Linked DNA regions of Homo sapiens: region 1 is linked to region 2. Evidence: chromatin contacts called from ENCODE Hi-C data. All regions are on one chromosome and are shown on one strand. The core of a region is the stretch at or near the end of the contact, and the rest is flanking DNA. Distances in the headings are between cores, read along the strand shown.

The links. Hi-C counts contacts between places; a loop is a spot of excess contacts on that map. Pooled maps may share reads with other maps.
Region 1: a pooled map shows a loop between it and region 2 (5-fold over the local background). The contact joins the enhancer-like site here to the promoter of FAH in region 2. A Hi-C loop is called at or near these places in 2 of 37 single-sample maps with no recorded cell type and 11 of 50 pooled maps.

The regions. Positions count from the first base shown.
Region 1 is chr15:81,300,606-81,303,305 of GRCh38, forward strand. It overlaps IL16 (interleukin 16), which reads left to right. Exons shown (of 19, transcript NM_172217.5): 15 at 739-907. Among named protein-coding and RNA genes, the nearest start is that of STARD5, 22 kb to the right of the region's middle. RefSeq lists enhancers at 1,201-1,290, 2,632-2,700. Within about 2 kb of position 1,431, at least 13 of the 41 ENCODE cell types and tissues checked have a DNase peak (open chromatin) inside an H3K27ac peak, as active enhancers do.
Region 2 is chr15:80,151,732-80,154,431 of GRCh38, forward strand. It overlaps FAH (fumarylacetoacetate hydrolase), which reads left to right and starts at 1,268. Exons shown (of 14, transcript NM_000137.4): 1 at 1,268-1,404. The coding sequence starts at 1,324. RefSeq lists a silencer at 697-1,256.

The DNA of each region.
Region 1 (2,700 bases), core at 181-2,680, 1.1 Mb after region 2:
TTTCTTTCCATGTGTGTGCAGATGTCTGAGTGTGTGTGTGTCTGTCTGTAGGTATTACACCTCTGCCTTTCACATTAAGGAGGAGTTTTCACAACATCTGGCTTCAGGAGGGCTGGGAGGTAGGAGGTGGGACTGGCTCCCTGGTGAATTGCTCATGAGGGCTGACATACGCCTGTGGAGATTTGGAAGGTTGATGCACATCTGAAATGTCCTGCGGTTACTCAGAAAGACCAGAATGAGGCCAGGAAATTATCCATCAGGAATTCTTACTCTCCAAATGGAATCCACTTGTACTCTGCACGTGGGTTCAACTCCCTCGTCAGGGAGTTAGGATGTCTGGGTCCTAGTCTCAGCTTAGGCACTGATTCTGACTATGAGCAGGTTCTTTCCATGCTCACCCTCAGATTCCTTGTCAGTTGAAATTAGGAGATGGATGAGACCTTCTATGCAGAACCAAGAGGATGTCAGACGTGCCATAGGGTCCCTGCTGTAGGGCTGGGGCTTGGTCTTCCCTCTGATCAAAGTAGCTCTGCATTTATTAGTTTTATTTATTATTCTTACACTGCTGGGAAATATCTGTAGAGTGAAGGTATGCTAGTATCTACTCATAGATTTGTTGCATCAAATAATATGCACATAAGTGCTTGGCACCACACCTGGGACATAGTAATTATACAATCACTGTTACCTCTTTTTAATATTGTTGTTCATACTGTGTGTTGTTTCTCCTTATGAAAGCCTTTCAGAGCTGAGAGAATATACAGAGGGTCTCACGGAAGCCAAGGAAGACGATGATGGGGACCACAGTTCCCTTCAGTCTGGTCAGTCCGTTATCTCCCTGCTGAGCTCAGAAGAATTAAAAAAACTCATCGAGGAGGTGAAGGTTCTGGATGAAGCAACATTAAAGGTAGGTTTCCTTTGTAAGCATCTGCAGTAACCAATGGCTTATTATGGCTGTGTGGCCACCTTAGTTGGGCCAGAGGGGAAGTAGCTTGAGTAGCCTGCTCACATCAGACCCAGGTTGCGTCCTGTGATGGTGGGACACTGTAGCACTTGACCACAGTAAGACCTTCCATTTGAAGAGAGCCTTTTAGCTTGTGAACCACTTTCAGTAGATTGACTTCTTGCATCTTCTTTTGTCATTTTATAAATGAGAAAGGTAAGGCTCAATCAAGGTTACAGAACCTGGGTTTTCTGTCTCCAAGTTCAAGTTCAGTGCTGTTTCCACATTCCATGTGCTGCTGTCCTGGCATGTGTCTGTTGTGGGATGCTGTCCATTGTAAACAATGTGGGTTACAAGAGCTCTCACCTGGAGCTTTCATTATTTCCACTGTGCATGGAGAGGTGGCTGATCCCAGGGCTCACAAGTCCCCCACGCTTCAGTCAAGTCATTCTGAAAGTCTCACTTCCCATATGTTTTCTGAGCATGACCCAAAGGGGTGTGGGGAGGAAGTGGCCAGGCTGAGCTGGGGCCAGCAGTCAAATGAGCTCAGGCTCATGGGTCCTGCACCCTCTAGGTGCTGCCCCAGGCCTCCGTAGGCTTTTGGCACTAGAATGATCCAGGCTAGGATGAGAGGATAAGGAGGTTCTCGTTTTCCATACAAGGAGGCCTCATAGCTGCAATTTCCACATCAAGAGTGTAGGTGAGTCTGATGAGCCCAAGGTGCTGCTGTGCTGAGATTCTTTCGCTGTGGCTTTCACTTGTCACCTGGGACCATCATCCCCCAGGATCTTACTCAGTGCAAATGAAATAACAGAGGCAGAGCGTGTAAAACACAAAGAGCCATCCTGCCTGAGCTGCTCTGGGGAGAGTATTTGCTTTCTAACATGAGAAGAGCCTTCTACAAGGCAAGTAACCTGATACTTGGGTAAAAGTTGAGAGAGTTGGGCTAGTGTTGGGGCTTGGAGGTGAGGGTGCAGTGAGGTACATTCATCCTTCCATGCCTTTGGGTCTTAGGGGCTCCAAGTCTTAGGATCATAGGGACAGCTGCAAGTCAGGTGCTCTAGTGACGCTGAGCAAGTGAATTCTTTGACATAAGTTTACTCCTTAGTGCCAAGGTACAAACAGGTGCCCCAAGAACCTGTAGGTGTACTTTATTTGGTCTGCATGGTGATGAAAAAAATATTGAATTCTATACATGATAAAACCTGAATTGAAACCTGGACTTTAGGGAAGTGATCTGGTAGCGCTAGTTCTGTATGCCTACGTAGAGCTGACCCTTTGAGCAGATGTACTCGTTGGCGCTCTGCAGTTCCTATCACACATCTGCCCATTTGGCTCATTTTAGGGACCTGCCTGACTCCTATAGGCATCTGAGTTTGAGACCCCTGCTCTAGACTGGAATAGGAGTCTCTGACTGTGTCCTGGCTCCATGGGAGTCCCCGTCTAGGCTAGGAAGTACCGTAGTAATGTGTGTGTGTGTGTGTGTGTGTGTGTGTCACACTTGCACACTGTGCATTGGGGCAGGATGTTAGCTGGGCTTCCTTAGTGCTGCTGCTGTGACCCATGGAGAAGTAGAAGGGAAGAAGGAGCAACCAATTCCTGCAGAACAGCACTGACCCCTGTTTTGTTTTTTGTTGTTTTTTTTTTTTGTTTTGTTTTACCTGAAGTCCTACAACCTGACTTCATCTCACACTGTCCAATATGCTGATTTCTGGCTGACTTCATGGCACTCCCCCTGCCCGGCTGTGGACAGGGTG
Region 2 (2,700 bases), core at 18-2,517:
CACCTTGAACCCACCCTAAGATAGTCTGCCTTTCCCTTCTTTCCTGTCTTCCTTCTTTTCTTTCTCCCTCTCTCTCTTCTCCTATTTCTCTTTTATCTTTCCTTTCCTTTATCCCCCTCCCCTCCTTTCCTCTTTTTCCCTCCCTTCTCTCTCTTTCCACACACACATAACCTGTATATGCCAGGCACTATTCTAGGTGCTTCACAAATATTAATTCATTCCATTCTTATATCAACTTTGTGAAGTAGGAACTATTATCATCAACATTATACAGAGAAGGAAGCTGAGGTAGAGAAAGTTTAAGTAACTTGTCCAAGGTTGAGCATCTTGTCAACGTCATTTTACTACTGGCATGTGAAACAGGTGAGTTATATTTTTTAGAATATTAATTCTCATTAATTGAAGCCTTCCAAACAGGCCTAACTGTCCCCTTCTCTGACATACAAGTGGAAGTGTCATAGCTGGACGGAGCATCATGGTATGAAGGCAGAAAGGACGCGACTGGGTGTTCTTCTGAAGCTCAGGGAGCAGCTCTTGGGGAGAAAGTGTTTCCAGGAAGCGGACAAGAGTTCTGTTGAGCTGAAGAGCAGGGCAGCAGCCGGGGCGAGCGAGGCTGGAGTCATGCAGGGCAGAGCCTTAAATGCTAAGCTGGGGTTTGCTCTCGGTAGGACCAGCTAGCTGCCCCGAGCGGGGGCTGGAACCAGATCTCCCCCACGTGGACTCGCGGACAGGGCGGGGATCAGGACGGGGGCGGGGCCAGGGGAGGGGCGGGGCTCGGGGAGTGAGGCAAGACTGGAGGGCCTGGGACTCTCGGGTACCCGGGCCAGGGGAGGGGCGGGGCTCAGGGAGGGAGGGAGAGACTGGATGACCTGGGGCTTGCAAGGCGGGGCGAGGGGAGGGGCGGGGCGAGGGGAGGGGCGGGGCTCAGGGAGGGAGGGTGAGACTGTGGAGGACCTGGGGCTCGCGGGGTCGGGGCAAGGGGAGGGGCGGGGCTCAGGGAGGGAGGAGAGACTGGAGGACCTGAGGCCCACGGGGGCGGGGCCAGGGGCGGGGCGGGGCTCTGGAAGGGCGGGCGAGACTGTGGAGGACCTGGAGCTGGCGGGGGTCAGGGTAGGGGGGAGGGGCAGGGCTCGGGGTTCGGGGGCGGGGTGTTCACGGTGAGACCAAAAGTCAGGTAGGAGCCTCCGGGGTCCCTGCTGTGTCACCCGGACAGGCCGTGGGGGCGGGCAGGGGGGCGGGGCCGGGCCTGACCACAGCGGCCGAGTTCAGTCCTGCTCTCCGCACGCCACCTTAGGCCCGCAGCCGTGCCGGGTGCTCTTCAGCATGTCCTTCATCCCGGTGGCCGAGGATTCCGACTTCCCCATCCACAACCTGCCCTACGGCGTCTTCTCGACCAGAGGCGACGTGAGCAGTGGGGCTTTGGCGTCCGGGCGCGGGGAGGGAGTGGAGTGGAGTGGAGTGGAGTGGAGTGGAGTGGAGTGGAATGGAGTGGAATGAGGGGCGGGATGGAGGCTTGTGCCATTTTTCTCTTAAGATTCGTTCCGTGAGAGTGCCTATGGGCTCGAGTCCCGCCTCGTAACTTTCTAGCTGTGCACGTTGTTTAACTTTTCAGCCTCATTGTCCGCAGGTTTGCTGAGAATTAAATGCAAAATGAAATGAATCGTGTCACTCTCCCAGACAAGCAGAGCAAGCAGGATTCTGTTACCGGAAGCTGCAGCACACAGGCATGCTGCCTACTCCGAGGTGGTTGCGGTGTGTTTCTCTCGCCCAAGAGGCCAGGTCAGGGCTGGTGGTTCATCTCGCTGGATAGCCCCTAACCCTAGAACCCGGGAAATGATAACCCGGTATGCGTAGCAGGTCAGAGGGGCACGCGCGTTTCTTGGCTTAGAGTTGTGAGATCTAAGATGGCAAGTGTCTCTGCCTATAGCTGAAATTCTTTCAGCTCCTGGTGTGGGCTCCCTGGCATTCCCCTACTGATCAGAAGAAAGAGGGCAGGGAAACAAACTTTGACTAAGTCAGTGTAGTCTGATTGGTAGAAAGAAGTATTTGAAAACTGGGGGTTTATCAGCAAATAGATAATAAGAGGTTCCCTAGGTTGGAAAAGCAGATTCCCTTGGATTTGTTGATGATATTTTTGGCTTAGATTTCTGCTCCCAACTTTAAAGGTAAACTCCTGATTCATCTCTGTAAGCCATAGAACCCCAGAATCAGGAAATGTTTGCTAAACGAGGGGCCTGGCAGTTGGCTTCTTCTTGGAAAGTGGGGTTCCCTCCTTCCCCCATGGCTTGTCATTGGATGCAAGTGGCTGGCCTTTTGTGGGCCTGTCTGCGGTAAGTGCTTTGGTCTAGAAGAGTCAACTTGTGGTTTCACATCTGGCCGGGCTGACCAGATGTTGCAAGGATACAGAAAGTGGACACTCAATCCCCTGGAGGACACAATCTGAGGCACATTAAATCTTAACTTGTGATGGCCAACAACCTTTCTGCAGACAGAGCCCTCCCTCTGCCCTCCTCAAACACTTTGCCCTCGGCAGATGTGTCCTCCCTCACCTTTCCTGGGAGCACAAATCCATTAGACAGAAACATTTGTGAGAGGCAGGCACACCCCAGTAGGGAGCTCTGACTTGCTTTCTCAGGGGAATCGAATTAATATCCGTTAGAGTGTGGCTAGGTGTTTTCAGACACCATGTCCCGCTGTTTC